Linked DNA regions of Homo sapiens: region 2 is linked to region 1. A link is a loop called in an ENCODE intact Hi-C map of the cell type or tissue named here. Cell type or tissue: heart right ventricle. All regions are shown on one strand. Links, peaks and the distances in the headings refer to the core of each region. The heading gives the core; the rest is flanking DNA. Region 1 has its middle 49 kb from the start of CCDC182. Region 2 has its middle 61 kb from the start of AKAP1.

The links. Hi-C counts contacts between places; a loop is a spot of excess contacts. Peaks named below come from ENCODE experiments on the same cell type or tissue, not always from the same donor. Only the 100,000 strongest peaks of a DNase experiment are listed, where the experiment ranks them.
Region 2: a loop joins it to region 1, with 2.5 times the contacts of the local background. A loop is called at or near these places in 2 of 110 quality-filtered maps.

Annotation. Positions count from the first base shown.
Region 1 is chr17:57,691,610-57,700,456 of GRCh38, forward strand. It overlaps a transcript of MSI2 not described here. Among named protein-coding and RNA genes, the nearest start is that of CCDC182, 49 kb to the right of the region's middle. In heart right ventricle, for the core only: no CTCF peak of the experiment used is centred there; a DNase peak (open chromatin) is centred at 4,615.
Region 2 is chr17:57,141,376-57,150,222 of GRCh38, forward strand. No RefSeq gene overlaps it. Among named protein-coding and RNA genes, the nearest start is that of AKAP1, 61 kb to the left of the region's middle. In heart right ventricle, for the core only: no CTCF peak of the experiment used is centred there; no DNase peak of the experiment used is centred there.

The DNA of each region.
Region 1 (8,847 bases), core at 2,059-7,058:
AAGGGTACTTAACTTAAAATTTTTTAAATTCCAATTGTTCATTGCTCATGTATAGAAATACAGTTGAACTTTGTATTTTGACCTTCAGCCTTGTTAAACTCCCTTATTAATTCTGGCAGCTTTTTTATAGATTCATTGGGACTTTCTATGTAGATAATCATACTGTCTGAAAATAGTTTCATTTCTGTCTTTTGTTAAGCTGTAGGCCTTTTATTTATTTTTCTTGCCTTATTCACTGGCTAGGAGCTCTAGTACAATGTTGAACAAGAATGTCAACAGCAAATATCCCTGACTCATTCCCTATCTTAAAGGTAAGTGGTCAGTCTTTCATCATTAAGTATGATGTTAGCTGTAAGTTTTTTGTCAATGCCTTTTATTGAGTTAAGGAGTTCCATCCTATTCCTACTTTGCTAAGAGCATGTGTGGATGCTGAGAGCATGTATGCAGCATAAATGGATGTTTAATTTTGTCAAATGTTCTTTGCATATATTGAAATGGTCATATTGTTTTTATACTTTAATCTGCTGATATTGCGATTATATTAACTAAGTTTTAAATGTTGAACCAGCCTTGCATTCCCAGTATAAGCCCACTGGGTCATGATATATTATCCTTTTTACATATTACTAGATTCTGTTTGCTAATATGTTCTTAAGGATGTTTGTGTCTATGTTAATTTGTACTGTTATTTTCTTTCAATTTCTTTGGTATCAGAATAGTGATGGCCACATAAAATGAGTTGGGAAATAGTTCTTCTCTTCTATTTTTTAAAAAAGTTTATATAGAATTAGTATTATTTCTTCCTTAGGCCCAATAGTAATTCATATTAGACAATCAATTATGTTTTAGAGGGAATGAAAATAAGGGGAAGACCCTTTCATATGTACCTTTATTTTAACCATTTTCAGTCATCTTTATTTCTTTGTGTAAATCCAAGTTTTCTTTGGGTATCTTATTTTTCCACCTGAAGAACTTCCTTTAATACTTTTTGTAATGCAAATCTGCTGGTAATGAGTTTTTGGTTTTTGTTTGTCTGAAAAAACTATTTGTTTCTCTTTCACTTTTGGAAGATACTTTTGCTCAGCATAGGATTTTGTGTTGACAGGTTTTGTTTTGTTTTGTTTTGTTTCTTTTCAGTACTTTAAAGATGTTACTCCATTGTCTTCTGGCTTGCATAATTTTGATGCTAAATCTACTGTTGTTTTTTTCTTAATTTTACCTCTCTCTCTCTTTATCCTATCTTTGCTTTTCAACAGTGTGATTACGATGGGTCTAGATGAATGCATGGGCTTTTTTTTTTTTTCTCTTTGTTTTGTCTCTTTGTTTAATTTATTCTGCTTGAGATTCTTTGAACTTCTTTCTGTGGTTTCATGTCTTTCATTATTTTGGAGACATTCTCATCCATTATTTCTTCAGATATTTCCTCTGTCCCATTCTCTTTCTCTTCTCTTCCTGGGATTTCAATTACAGAATGTTTGACCATTTGATATTCTTCCACACCTCTTGGGTACTCTTTTTTTAACTCTTTTTTTCTCCTTGTGTTTAATTTGTTCAATTTCTATTGTCCTATTTTCTTTTTTCTTTTCTTTTTGAGACAGAATTTCACTCTGTCGCCCAGGCCAGAGTGCAGTGGCGCGATCTTGGCTCACTGCAAACTTCACCTCCTGGGTTCAAGCAATCATCCCACCTCAGCCTCCCGAGTAGCTGGGATTGCAAGTGTGTGCACCACACCTGGCGAAATTTTGTATTTTTAGTAGAGATGGGATTTCACCATGTTGGCCAGGCTGGTCTCACACTCCTGGCCCACCTGCCTCTGCCTCTGCCTCCCAAAGTCTGTTGACCTATTTTCAAGTTCACTGATTCCTTCTTAAATTGTATCAAGTTTACGGATCAGCTAGTTAAAAGTATTTGTCTCTGTCACTTTTTTCTCCTAGCATTTCTGTTTGACTCTTTCTTGTAGTTTCCCTCTCTCTACTAAAACTCTACATCTATTCATGTATGTTGTTCATCTTTTCCACTCTAGCCTTTAATATATAGTAAGCATAGTTACTTTAAGTTTCCTATGTGATGGCTTCAACATCTGGGTCATATTTGAATCTGGTTTTGTTGACTGCTTTGTTTCTTGACAGTGAGTTATTGGTCTTGTGTTTGGTGTCTCATGACTTTTGATTGAAAGCAAAACATCTTTAGAACAGTAAAGGCTGTAGTAAATATGCATGCCTCTTTTTCTGCTAGGCAAGGGATCTGCAAACTATGGTCCTTGGGCCAAATCAGGCCTGTTGCCTATTTTTGTATGGCCTATGAGTTAAGAATGGTTTTTATATTTTTAAATGTGTCAAATGGATATCAAAAGAAGAATAGTAATTATACAACATAAGACAATTATATAAAACTCAAATTTCAGTGTCTATAAATAAAGATTTATTGGAACATAACCATGTTCATTCATTTACATATTGTCTATGGCTGCTTTCATGCTTCAACAGCAGAGTTGAATAGTTGCAACAGAGCCCACATGGCCCACAACACCTAAAATATTTGCTATATACTGGTCCTTTGTAGACAAAGTTTGCCCCTTGATGTGGGTGGTTGAGTCAATCTAGTCAGAAGTTGACTTGGATTTGGGTTTTGCTGCTCTAGGTTTGGGTTTTATCTTCAGTGCACCACCAGCTTTAAATTCCTCTAGCATTTTCTTATTCTTAAGATGGAGGCTGGGTTGCCAGAGGGTTTTTCTCAGTGTTTCTGCTTCACTCTTAGCCTTAGGCCTTCCTTGTGTGCTTGTGCCTTAGCCTTGTCCCTGGGTGTTGTGATCTGCCCGTCTCCCAGCAGAAGGAGATTCCTCTTAGTCTGGTCCCAGATGGTTTCCTTCCCTCCTCCCGAAAGCTAAGGCTTTTGTTACATGGAGGACAAAACCCAGTGTAAGCTCCATGTTTTTCCAGGCTGTGGGGAATGGGCTAATTAACAGTTTTGCCACTTTTTGGCAAAATACCTTTTTTTTTTAGAAGGCTAAGCACAAACAAAATTAAGACATACATTGAAAGTATGTTCATGCTAAACCTATCACAGATCTGTACATCACTCTGTAGGATTAGGCAGATTAAAGTAGCTCATCAGTACACAACATGGCCTTAGAATCCCTGGCCCCTTTTTGGTTTAACCAGACTTAAGTTCCATGAACTCCCTGGCTTGATAGGTTAACTGCAGTCCCAGACCTCTGGTTGCTTAACTCACCCCTGGTCCTAACCAATGTGTACATCCTCAGGTTCAGTGAGTACTATGCCAATGCTTAAAAATAATTAATAACTCATGCAATGATTATGTGAATTTGCACTAAATGTAAGTGCTATAATTATGTCAAATCAAAAGCTGAGCATAGAACATAGAAAATCTTCGGGGAGATAAATTGAACCCTTTGGTTTCATTGAGGAAAAATCATCAAATCACAGCATGTCATAGCTGAAAAAGCACTTTGAGAACATCTAGTTTACCTGCTTCACTTAACCAATGAGATAACCAAGGCTCAGAGAAAAGTAACATGAGAAAGTTCACACAGCTAGTTAATAGTGTGGGAACTATTACCTTTCGAATTAAAAGTAGGGAGGAGGCAGGGAGCCTCTGGGTCTTTGTGGAAGGGGGCGGAATATTGGGAGGAAGAGTCCCAGGCCTGCTTCTATTTCTAACTAGCTGTGTGGCCTAGCTAGTGAGTATGACTCAGTCTCCCTCTCTGCCATCTGTCTGCCCTGCCCCTTTCCTGGGGATTATATTAGCTGAGAGGTGTAATGGCACTTCATTAAGACCTTGGGGGAGCTGTGCTACAGGGATCCTGCGGTCACCCAGGACTTACTTCCCTCCATTTTCTGAAGATGAGGCTCAGGGCACAGCCCGATGCAGTGAGACAAAGAAGACAGGTACAGAGTCCAGCTCCTCAGCCTGGAGGTTCCTGCCCTTGACTAGTATAGGCACCGTCTCTTCTGGATCAGTCAGGGTCTCATCAGGAAACCAGAAGCAGAGCTCTCTGTGAACAGAGATAAATTAACATAAGGACTCGATTAAAAACCTCTGAGGGCATCACAAGGGTGATTCTAGGGATACCCCCTATATTAGTCTGCTGTGGTTGCCATAACAAAATACCATATACTGGGTGGCTTAAACAACAGACATTTATTTTCTCATAGTTCTAGAAACTGGAAGTCCAAGATCAGGGCGCTGACTGTTCTGGCTTCTGGTGACGGCTCTCTTCCTGGCTTGTAGATGACCACCTTTTCCACTGTTTCCTCACACGGCCTCTCCTCACTGTGCGTGTGTGTGGTGAGAGAGAGAGAGCTCTCTGGTGTCCCTTCTTATAGGAACACTAATCCTATCGGATCATGGTCCCACTCTTATGACCTCATTAACCTTAGTTACTTCCTTGGAGGCTTCACCTCCAGATACAGCCACACTGGGGGTTAGGGTTTCAAAATAGGAATTTGGGGAGACATGAATATTCGGTTCCTAACACCCCCCCAAAAAAGCTGGAAACTGGAACCTATTGTCACTACTAGGTGAAGACCCACTGCTGAGGCATGCTGCCTGGAGCAGTAAGTAGACAGGAAGAAGGATGTCCTTCCTCCCTCCTCCCGCCATGTTGGGAGAGCCTGGCATGGATCCAGCTGGCAAAGTGGCAATGTCACGGCAGAGTGTGGAAGGCTGAGTGTGGAGCTGAGAGGAACCCTCTCCAGCCAAGACAGACCATGGAACCAGAGCAATCAAACATTTATTGAGTACTTATTATGTAAAATAGTAAAAGTCACATTCACTCCCCAGGATTACCTAAAATCTTGAAAGTCATATTAAAGTTTTTAGAATTAGAGCTGGGCTCAGTGGTTCATGCTAGCAATCCCAATGTTTTGGGAGGCCAAGGCAGGAGGATCTCTTGAGGAGTTCCAGGCTGCCTGGGGAACATAGCAAGACCCCTATCTCTACAAAAAAATTAAAAATTAATCAGGCATGCCAGCAGGTGCCTGTAATTCCAGCTGCTTGGGAGGCTGAGGCAAGAGGATCACTTGAGCCCAGGAGTTCAAGGCTGCAGTGAGCTACAATGGCACCACTGCACTGCAGCCTGGGCCACAGAGCAAGACCTTATCTCTAAAAAATAAACAATTTTAAAAATAAATAAAGAATTAGGCATTTGGTCAGTGGGCACTGGGGTAATATGGATTTGAGTAAAGGGGTGATGTGATCAGCTATCCTTTCTTCCTTCACCCAGTCCTACCCATCCTTCTTCCCCAAACTCTTGGCACACTCTAGACTCTCCTCTTTTACATTGCATACCTTCTCTGCTCATTTGCTATACATCAGCAACTTAATACACAGCATGATGAGCTTAGGAGAATATTCCATGGGACCAGAGCTATCTCTGTAGCTTCACTGTAAGCCAGGGAGGGGGTGTGAGGTTTAGACCATGGAAGGTCCTTAGGGGATGTGGTGAGAGTGAGATGGGAAGTACCTGGTCAGACCCACCCCATCAACAGCCTGTCTTCATCCTCGCCAGCAGGACACACACACACACACACACAGGCTCTCTCCTCACATATGCACAGTCAAGTCCTCTCTCATTTGCACACTCCCACACTCACACCCACACTCCCCTGTGCCCTCACAGTCTCACACACCCTCTGAGACTCACACCCCTCACACACTCTACACACTCACATGGACCCACTCACACTCACTTTACTCACACTCAGCCCTCTCACTCACACCCATGGCCACTCCCACTCCCACGTTCTCACAGCTTCACGCACTCCTGCTCAGTCTTCGCCCACACTCTCTCCCCCTCACTCGCAGACACTCGCTCTCTCACACTCTTGCTCTCACACTTATCCTGCCATTCCCACATTCCCACTGCTTCCCTCACACTCCCACCCCCTTGAAGTCGCCCTACCCATCATTCAGTCACTCGGTGTATTAGTCCATTTTCATACTGCTGATAAAGACATACCCAAGACTGGGTAACTTATAAAGAAAAAGAGTTTTAAATGGACTCACGGTCTCACGTAGTTGGGGAGGCCTCACAATCATGGTAGAAGGTGAAAAGTGCATCTTACATGGTGGCTGACAAGGGAGAATGAGAGCTAAGCAAAAGGGGTTTCCCTTATAAAAACATCAGATCTCCTGAGACTTATTCACTACCATGAGAACAGTACGGGGGAAACCGCCCCCATGATTCAATTATCTGCCACTGGGTCCCTCCAACAACACGTGGGAATTATGAGAGCTACAATTCAATATGAGATTTGGGTGGGGACACAGCCAAACCATATCACTCGGGCACCTGCACCCCTCCTTCATGCCCACTTTGAATCATACCCATGCCTTCACTCCCTCCCTCACTGCCTCCCACACTCACGGCTGTCACACTTGCTCACCTCCCTGTCTCTGGCTTGCTCACTGTTACCACACATTGCCACACTCTCCCACAGACACCCTCTCAGCAGGATTCTGCCCTCCCACCTTCCTGTCACTCTTCCCTTCTTCAAGGCTCTCTTCCTCACTCAGCAAATCGACAGGCACTGGACCAGCCTCTTAGGCTGAGGACAGACCGGATCTTCCTGTCTCCACCCTCTCTCTGAGCAGGAACAGCTCTGCCTGTTCCTGGTTGGATGTGAACAAAGGTCAATGTACAGCAGAAAAGAAGGCTGACATGTCCCATCCGCTGTCAAGGACCCTCCTCCCTCCCTTGCCCACTTTCTGTGCCCGCACGCTGTGGGGCACCAGAGTGTTCCAACAGGGAGCACCTTTCCTCGGTGGCTCCCTGGCCCATCCCTGCCTCAGCTATGTGAGGCTGAGCCTCCCTGTCTTCACTTCTGCCTTTCCTCAGCTCCCAGGACACCTCCAGTGTCATCTGATAACATGACCCCAGTAGCAGGCCCGTTTTTCCTTTGATCTCTGTCTTGCTCTGAATATCCCTACAAAAGCCTTTTGTGTGAAGTGCAGGGTGCGCCTTCCGTGGCTGCTTGCTGGGCCTTCCGCTGTCTTGGGTTTATTGTTATGGGTCTGGGCTGCCCTCTTACATGCTCTCTTGAGTTTATGGCCCTCTTTCCATCTCCTATCAATGCCCCTTGTTGCCTTTTCATGTATTCATTTGAATGGGTAATACAGTCAAGTCACGTGTTTCAAAATTCAAAAGATACAAGGAGTAAAGTTCCCTTCTCTCTCCACCCCTCAGCAGCATAGTTCCTCTCCTCAGAGGCAATTGTTCTCTTCAGTTTCTTGTAAAAGATTCTAGAAATAGATACAAGGAAGTGTGTGTGTGTGTGTGTGTGTGTGTGTGTGTGTGTGTGTGTGTGTGTGAAGGTGAGAAAGGTCTTACCAATGCACTTCTGATTGGGCCACTCTCAGATGACTCTAATGAGGAAGAGGCGAGGAGAGAGAGAGAGAGAGAGAGAGAGAGAGAGTGTGTGTGTGTGTGTGTGTGTGTGTGTGTGAAGGTGAGAAAGGTCTTACCAATGCACTTCTGATTGGGCCACTCTCAGATGACTCTAATGAGGAAGAGGCGAGGAGAGAGAGAGAGAGAGAGAGAGAGAGAGAGAGAGTGTGTGTGTGTGTGTGTGTGAAGGTGAGAAAGGTCTTACCAATGCACTTCTGATTGGGCCACTCTCAAATGACCCTAATGAGGAAGAGCCAGGGAGAGAGAGAGAGAGAGTGTGTAAGCTCAGCCATCACTGGGACCATGAGGGACACTCTCCACGTCTTCCTCACTAGAGTCATTTGAGAGTGGCCCAATCAGAATTGCATTGGTAAGACCTTTCTCACCTTCTCATGCCATCCTCCCTTTCAGAATCTTGTCATGTGAAGGAATAACTATATATTATTTTCTGAATGTCTTGCGCTCTGCCTCCCTCAAGTCTGAGAGATACTTCCACGTGCTAAGCCTTCGTTCAGTGTTATAAAGGGTATAATATTATACCCTTTCCCTCAAGATTCTTATCACTTCCAGTTGGCTGGTCAGTTCTTTGATGGTCAGAATTGATTTCAGAGTGGCTGATCCACTGGTCATTTTCTCTACCCCCTGGGAGATTAAATTGTTGGGCAAGTCAAAAGCAATAGTCCAAATAGACACTTCTGTGAGAGCATCCCTGTGTCTGCCGATGTCCTTTGCCAACCCTCCAAAGGTGGATGGGGGCCAAGGAGCACCCCCCACGGAAGAGGGGATGGGGCACATGGCCGCATCAGCCAGCCTGGCTGTCCTGCTGCCCTCGCCACCCCTCCCACAGGTCTCTGGTTAATTGCCAGGACACATCAGTGGGCACTCTCTGAGGAAGGAGCAGGCGAGCCAGCCCATAGCATCCCAGCTCAGCAATCATCGCTGATTAAAAACTAGTTACAAAGCAATGAAGATGAAATCCTGCATTAACCAAATGACCCCATCCATGGCCAAGCCCAGATAGATGGGAGTGATTATGAAAGCATCACTCACTATGTCGGCAAACGTTAACGGCTGTTTGAATTTCTGGGAGATTTACGGGGTAGTGACAGCATTTGGCTGGATGGGACTCTGGCTTTTTGCTTCATTCCCAGATGTGCCTGTGTGTTTATGGGCTCCTGTGGACTCACAGCCTATTCAAAGTGGTCTAGCTCGGCTGTGCTTTTATGTGGGTTTAATCTGAATATGCCGGCTTGTGTAAAGTAGAAATGTATTGTATTGCCAATTTTCAGAGAACCTGAATTAGCTCAGCTATTCTGAACATAATTTAATCTTTCTTTAATGATTCAATAGGTGCTTTGAAGTCTCGCACTAATCAGAGTCATGGTCATGAATATCAGAACTTGATATTGAAGAAGCATAAAAGTGCTCATCAAAGAATT
Region 2 (8,847 bases), core at 1,350-6,349, 550 kb before region 1:
GCTCCACATCCTCACTGGTGCTTGGTACTATCAGAATGGAAGGAGGAAGTTTCCCCTTCTACTCTAGAAACCTTGATGGTCCCAGGACCTGGGTTCTTGCCCTGAGTCTGCTCTCGCTCACTTCTTGACCTTGAGTGACTTTGACTGTCCTTATTTGTGACATGAGGAGGTAGGCGTAGCTCAGAGGTTCATAATTTGAGTGTTTTTGTTTGTTTGTTTTTGCTTTTGTATTTTTTTTGAGACAGAGTTTTGGTCTCGTCATTCTGGCTGGAGTGCAATGGTGCAATCTTGGCTCACTGCAACCTCCACCTCCCGGGTTCAAGTGATTCTCCTGCCTCAGTCCCCCAGGTAGCTGGGATTACAGGCGTGTGCCACCGTGCCTAGCTAATTTTTGTATTTTTAATAGAGACTGGGTTTCACCATGTTGGTGAGGCTGGTCTTGTACTCCTGACCTCAGGTGATCCACCTGCCTCAGCCTCCAAAAGTGCTGGGATTACAGGTGTGAGCCACTGCACCTGGCCCTTTGAATGTTTTTTTTTTTTTTAATTACAATTTCACAAACCTCCTCCATAATAGCAGATGTAGTTGTAGTATTTGCTGATTGAGAAAATACCTGATCCTAGGTGACTCTGAATTCAGTAATAATTTACATTATTAATTTGTATTTCATTAAACACTGTAATATGTAAGACATTTTGAAATGGCTCTGCATGTATCTGTGATCAGTATATTTATTCAGTTTATCCACAACGCTTTTTACACATATGGACTCATACTCCATACCCTATGTTTATTCACCCTCCCCCCATCTCCCCACCCCACAGTCACAACCCAGGGTTGGAAAATATTGGACTACAGAACGTCAGTGAAGGGGGAAGAGAGCATAGTGGTTTCAGAAAGCCCTGGATTTGAATCCTGCTTCTGCCACTTGCTAGCTAATGACCTCGGGCGAGTTACTTGCTTCCTGAACCCTAGTTTTCTCTTACGTGGGCACACATGCACCAGGCACTGTTCGAAGTGTCTTCTATATATTAATGTTGTATGCTTAGAACAGCTCCTGGCACCTAAGTGTTTTTAAATGTTAGCTCTTTTTCTTATTTCAGTTAATCCTCCCAACCATCTTAATAACAGAGTTATCATTCATTTATGTATTTTATTTATTTATTTATTTATTGAGGCAGAGTCTGTCTCTGTCACCCAGGCTGCAGTTCAGTGGCACAAACATGGCTCACCACAACCGCAACCTCCTAGGTTCAAGCAATCCTCCCACTTTAGCTTTCAGAGTAGCTGGGACCACAGGCATGCGCCATTACACCTGGCTAATTTTTAAATTTTTTGTAGAGATGGAGTCTCGCTATGTTGCCCAGGCTGGTCTTGAACTTCTGGGCTCAAGAGATCCTCCTGTTTTGGCCTCCCAACAAGCAGGTGCTGGGATTATAGGCATGAGCCACTGTGCCCAGCTTCATTTATTTATTCAATAGATATCTATTAAACATAAACATGTTCCAGGCATTGATTAGGCACTGGGGATATATCAGTGAACAAAACAATAAAAAACTACTGCCTTTATGGAGCACACCATTATCCCAATTTTACACTGAAGGAGGCTGAAGCCCAGAGAGGCTAAGTGCCTTTTCCAAGTCCACACAGTGAGTATAGAGAAAAAGCATTCGGGTTGCTTTGTCTGATGACACACAAAATTCTCCCACACTGTCTGGGAACTGTTCCTGCCCACACCCAGTTCATTGAATGCTTCCTGCAGCAGCTGCTCTGGGTTCGTGACCCTGCTCCTGACCCTTGAGCCACACGGGGAACTTGGATTCCATTCCTTGTACTTGGGACCAGAGAAAGTACAAAGTCAGCTCGTGGAAACTGTAAGAGGCAAAACTTGGGAGCTGGTGGCTGCCATGTTTTCTTCCATATGGAGAATGATAATCTGGAGCAAGAGGGAAGAATGGAGCTAAGGACCAGAGAAAGGCAGAGATGCATAAGAGAGAAGCATCTGTAGCCATTTTGAGACCCAGCCCCATGCCTCTCCTTGAGTTCCTGGAGACACCCAATATCCTTATAACAAGCTTCCCTTTTTTGCTTAAACTTGCAACCAAAGGAATCCTAGTTAATACCGTGGGATATGGCAAGTACCTAGCGAGTGACTGCTGTAAGATTCTTTGAGCTCTTGCCACACCCTAGACTTGCTGTTTTGGCTTCTGGAGCTGAGAGTGTCCTGCTCTTAGATAACTTTGCAATAGATTCACTACTTCAGAGCATGTGACTGCAACCTAACTCTTAATAAATCAGACAGGAGCTTTCTGCATGGAAAAGAGCTTCTGCCATACATCATTTTTGTTTTCCTCTTGGGGAGAACAGCTATGCTACAGCAATAACCTGCCACGTATACATCTCAAAGCCCTATTTATATAGCCATATGGATAAATATATATAAATAGGACTCGGGAATAATAGATTAAAGGATCTGCTCATCCGTAGAAGACTTTATGGGGCTTTCAGGACCTAATGGTGGCCTGATTCAGTAAGAAAAATGGGTCTCTAGTAGGATGTGGCCAATAATTAGATGAGTCCATAACCTGACAGATGCTCACCTGGGAGATAGAGAGGTCGGGGGACCTTGTGAGGGGCCAGGGACTCCAACAGAATAAGCTGTAAGCGGGAACAGGAAGGGAACGGATGTGCAAAGTCATGAACTCTGAGCTGTCTTCCTAGCTCAGCTCCTGTTCTGTGTGACCTTGAGCAGGTCACTTGCCTTCTCTGAGCTTTAGTTCCTCATCTATAAATGAGGAATGTGGACGTGCTGACCTACAAGATTCTTTTTTTTTTTTTTTTTTTTTTGAGATTGAGTCTCACTCTGTGTCCCAGGCTGCAGTGCAGTGGCTCACTGCAGCCTCGACCTCCTGGGCTCAGGTGATCCTCCCACCTAAGCCTCCTGAGTAACTGGGACTACAGGCATGTGCCACCATGCCTGTCTAATTTTTGCATTTTTTTTTTCAGTAGAGACAGGGCTTTGCCATGTTACTCAGGCTAGTTTTGAACTCCTGGGCTCAAGCAATCTGCCTGCCTCGTACTCCCAAAGTGTTGGGATTATAGGCGTGAGCCACTGCGCCCAGCTGGTTCTTTTCTTCTCTGACATTAAAATGACTCTGAGGCCTATGATCATGGTCCTCTGGGTGGGGAAGGTTGGGAAGATCTCATCTGAGTTTAGCTTATCCCTAGGCCTTGACCAATCGCTGATGCTCCTTAAGGGTCTCCTACATTTTGGAGGCATATGCAGAAGGAACCTGAAGTCACAAGATCAGAGGTCCTGCGGCAGTTTAAATAACAATAGCAACAACTGCTACGACTACTTCTCCCATTATTCAGCACAACTGCAGCTGGGGGATTTAGGTTCATGGTCTGCAGCTAACATTTATTGCGGACTTACTCTGGGCCAGGCACCATTCCTTACGCTTTATGTATATTATCCTGCTTCACCCTCCCAACGACCCCAGGAGGTAGGTACTGTAGCTTCTACAGGAGGTAGAAGCAGAAGCACAGAAGCCTAGTGTGTGTCCCAGGCCACACAACCGGTAAGTGAGATTGTTAAGATGCCCCCGGGAGTCTGTCTCCAGAATCTGTGTTCCTCATCACTCCTGCATACTCCCCATTTACAAGGGCAGAAACTGAGGCTACAGGAGGTTAATTGATCTGTGAACAGCCAGGATCCTGGGAGTTCTCAGACCTGTCCATTTTGTGAGAAGGGAAAAAGTCTCGCTGCTCCTTGTGTTTCTTTCTGTTTTTCCAAGTCAGTCCATTTTTTTTCTTGTAACAAAAGTCTATTTACGGAAGAGACATATAGGACCCAAGATAACCATGCATCAGTCATGCTTCAGTGAACTCCCAAATCAAAGATGGGCTGGATAACGTGTACCCGACGCTCTTGGCTTTTTCAGCATTTCAGACGTTTTTGTTGTTGTTCCCTCTGTGGGTTGAAACCAGGCTTTTGTGACTTGATGAGGACACATTTTTCCTGGGGTGTAATAATGCCACTGGTGTTAGCCCTAATGCTGAAGAGAGAACATTTGCTATTTTGGAAGAGTTAATCCCAAAGCTTCTTTCTTTTGCTCCTGCCTTTAGAAAAGGCATTTCTGAGGCAGGTCCAGGCAAGAGTACTGCCTCTGTAATCCGCCCTCAATCATCTTAGCGCTAATCACCGAGCTTCATTGAGTACTTTGTAATGTGCCAAGCTGGGAGCTGAAGGCTGATTTGATTCTCTTAACATCTTCTGAACGGGTATAGCTGTTACCCCCATATTACAGATAGGGCACTGAGGCATGGAGCTTAAATGGCTTGACCAAGATGCCCCGGCAGCAAGGGGCAGAGCTGGGAATAGAACCCCGACTCCAGACATAGGCTATTAATGCCACAGTCTGCTACTCCAGGACTGACCATTACGTTTGTGGGGAGTGGGAGGGGAATGAAACTGCAGGGCCTCTTGTTCAACAAAGATTAAGACTTTAAGACTGCTGGGTGCAGTGGCTGAAGCAGTTTGGGATGCTGAGGTGGGAGGATCGCTTGAGCCCAGGAGTTCAAGACCAGCCTGGGTAACATAATGAGACCTCCGTCTCTATCTTTTAAATATAAAAAACTAAAAAATTAAAAATAAAAATAATGTAGGCCGGGCATGGTGGCTCACGCCTGTAATCCTAGCACTTTGAGAGGCCAAGGCAGGTGGATCACCTGAGGTCAAGAGTTCAAGACCAGCCTGGTCAACATGGCGAAACCCCGTCTCTACTAAAAATACAAAACTTAGCCAGGTGTGGTGGCACATGCCTGTAATCCCAGCTACTCAGGAGGCTGAGGCAGAAGAATCGCTTGAACCCGAGAGTTGGAGGTTTCAGTGAGCCAAGATCGCGCCATTGCACTCCAGCCTGGGCAACAAGAGTGAAACTCCGTCTCAAAAAAAAAAAAAAAAAAAGTGTTAAGACTGTGACGGCAGAGTATTAACCAACTGTGGAGCCCTTCTCAGTATGAGGCCCTGTGTGACTGCACAGGACAGATGCCCAGGAAGCTGGCCCTGACTACCCCTTTGGGCAGTTCCCTGGCTGTCTTCCAGCTTCCAGCCCTCTTTTCCAGGGGGACAAAAGCACCTTGGCCCAGGCAATGTGCTTTATACCGCCCTGACAGCTATGAAAAAGAATGGCACAGCCTGGGCTTTAGAAAGCTTGGGTTGCTGCAGGTTCCTTCTGAGCAGCAGGCAGAGAGGGCTCAAGCCAAGACTGGGTGCCCCAGCCCATCTTCTGCCTCATCGGTGCCCCCGAGGGCTGGCACTTGGCGAAGCCCCACCCCACCTCCAGGCTGTGTCTTGTGGAGAACACAGCCCCTCTGGACTCCTCCCTGTCTCTGCCCATCCTGTGGCTATGTTCATGATGGGGCCTCCTGGAGGTTCAGAGAGGGCCAGAACATTGTCCTTTCTTTAAGCTTTGGTTTATTAAACAATGGAGAAATGTCAAAACGGATTGCAAAAATTGTGGTGTGCTTCAAATGTGTGCATGTTTAAAATCAAGGCCATTATTATAAAAACAAATAAGATGCAATATAAATGTGCTTTTCCCAAGACAGTTACTGGATTTATTCATTCCCAGCTCACATACACAGTAGAACCCGGTAATGGAATACGTGGTGTTATGATATAGATGGGCTGTTGTCCACGGCTTCTGCTTCATATCTCCCATAGCCCCTGTTACAGCCTTTACTTATAATGTTGGGTGTATTAGGCCTCAGGGGCAGGCTTCAGGAAACAGAATCTCTCTCTTGCCCTCCATTCACCTAACTCAAGATAGGACTCTCATTTTCTTTTTTTATTGAGATGGAGTCTCGCTTTGTCACCCAGGCTGGAGTGTAGTGGCGCAATCTCAGCTCACTCCAACCTCTGCCTCCTGGGTTCAAGTAATTCTCCTGCCTCAGCCTCCTGAGTAGCTGGAATTACAGGTGCCCACCACCATGGCTAGCTAATTTTTGTATTTTTAGTAGAGACACAGTTTCACCATGTTGGCCAGTCTAGTCTTGAACTCTTGATCTCAGGTGATCCGCCCGCCTCAGCCTCACAAAGTGTTGGGATCACTGGTATGAACCACTATACCCAGCCTCAACTTCCCCTGCCTTTCTGATTGTGGGTCTTAAGGCTTTCTTCAGAGAGGGTCCCACCCTGTACCCTGGGGGGAAAATGCTTTGAAACTTCCATAAATACCCAAGAGGACTGGGTTGGGGGAGCTCCCGGATAGCTGAACGTGTGAAGCCTGGTATCCCAGGGAGGGGATGGAAGCTCCACGCCCTTTCTCCTATACCCTATGCATCTCTTCATCTGTATCCTTTGCAATATCCTTTTTTGGAGACAGAGTCTTGCTCTGTGCCCAGGCCGGAGTGCAGTGGTGTGATCTTGGCTCACTGCAACCTCTACCTCCCGGGCTAAAGCCATCCTCCCACCTCAGCCTCTTGAGTAGCTGCGATTACAGGCATGCGCCATCACGCCTGGCTAATTTTTGTATTTTTTGCAGAGACGAGGTTTCACCATGTTGGCCAGGCTGGTCTCGAACTCCTGGCCTCGAGTGATCTGCCCACCTTGGCCTCCCAACGTGCTTGGATTACAGGCGTGAGCCACTGTGCCTGGCTGCGATATTCCTCATAATGAACTGGTAAATGCGAGTGTTCCCCTGAGTTCTGTGAGCTGCTCCAGCAAATTAATTGAACACAAAGAGGGTGGTGGGGGCAATTGTGAAGCCAATCAGTCAGAAGTTTCAGAGGCCTGGACTTGCCACTGGTGTGTGCTGGAGGGCAGTCACGGGGACTAAGCCCTCAGCCTGTGGGAGCTGACGCTATCGTAGTGTCTGAACTGAATTGGAGGACACCCCCCTGGGGTCCGCTGCTTGGTGTGTGGGGAAGAAACACACATACCTTTGGTCATAAAAATTCTGTGTTGATTGCTGTGGTGTGACAGCTGAGGAAAAATGTGGCTGGAGAGAGTTTTTCCCTATAGAATATAATTATTTTTTAGTTTTCATTGAGGTATAATGCACGAAGTATGGGGAAAGTGCACTGATCTTAGGTGTTCCACTTGCTTTTTATATATGTATATACCTCCATAACCACTACCGACATCAGGATATTTACAGCACCTAGAAGTTTCTCTCACCCCCCTTCAAAGTCAGTACCCCCGAAGAGGTCAGTGCCGTTATGGGTTCTATCACCTAATGATTGGTTTTACCTGTTCTTGGATTTCCTATAAATGGAAGAATACAGTGTATATTCTTTTGTGCTTGGTATCTTTCTCTGAACATAATGTCTGTGAAATCACCTATGTTTTTGCATATGGCAGTGGTTTATTCTTTTTATTGTTGAGTAGAATTCCATTACGTGATTATGCTGCAATATATTCCCCATTCTCTTGCTGAAATGGGCATTTGGGTTGCATCCAGTTTGGGGCTATTAGGAGGAAAATGCTGTCAACATTCTTGGACACTCTTTTTTTTGGTGGATATATGCACCCATTTCTCTTGGCTGGGGTATGCGTATGTTTAGTTTTCTGAAGTGGTTGTACCAGTTACCACTCGTATAGCAATGCATGAGGGAAAATATACGTTTAAAACTGTAGGATGAATATCCTCTTCTTTCGATCTATTTGGTATCCCTCTGTGAATGCAGCATTTTGCAGAGATGTCCAAGTTTGAATAGCATGCTGGGCAGCCCCCTCGTGCCCCACTGCGACCATATCTGATAGGAAAATTCCACGGAGACACTGCTTTCTCTCAGGAGCCTCTGTACCCCATCTCCTCCACATTACCCTCCAGCTGCCGGGGCAGGGGCTTTGGAGGTAGGATGCCTCCAATCTGACTAGCTCTGTCAATGAGGTCATGGAAGGGAAAACTAAACCAAGAAAGGAAGAGCCAGAGGGGAAAAATGAGGGGGAAGGAAGTGGTCGCATGTGACAGAGAGTCCTGTAGGATCTTGGGAAAGCCGTGTGGATATCTAACCCGGGATCCTCAGCTGCCTTCACTTTTTGGGCAGCTCCCATGGGCCAGGCACATCTGCTGCTTCGTGCAACCATTCCAACAACCTTGTAAATTCGCTATTATTAGACCTTCCCCTGTGTTAGGCACCTTGCTAATGTTCATTACCTCTAATCTTCATGACTCCTCTGTGGACAAAAGAGAAAAAGGCAGAGCAGAAAGACAAGCCACTTGCACAGGACCACATAGGCAGGAAGTGCCATCCTAGGACTCGAACCAGACCCTGCTGGGCACAGAGGGGAAGCCTTGTGGTACCCGACAAGCGGAGCCTCTGTCATCAGAAGTTATTTGCTCCCATGATGTGTGACCTGTGTACATGTATCACAGGTATATGAGAATGAACACAACTTCCGGCATAGGTGTTGCTCATCTGAAAGGCTAAGCACAAATGGATGTTTTACAAGTTGAATTACATTACTTACCAGGGGAGTTGATTTTTTAAAAAAAGATCTAAGAGGAGACATAGGGAGAGGCCGTTGGGAAATGTGACCATATCTTCTGTGTGGATTTTATAGTTGGGACTCGCATGGACCCACTCCCCGCTGCCTCCCTCCCACTGTAGTGCTAGCATGTGTACATTGCAAGAGGCTCAGTGTCCTATCTTGGTTTGCAGAGACCCCGAAGTGGTCAGAGCCCCTGACTCTGGCTCTTTGCTTTGTGGCCAGGTAGGTGTCCACAGCCCACAGGATTCAGGTTCACGCATGAGGGGCAGGCTCCTCTCCTTTCCCTACTTCCCACCCCAGCACTTGTGGAGAGACCAGTCATTTCTGCCAGGTCTGTTTATTTCAGC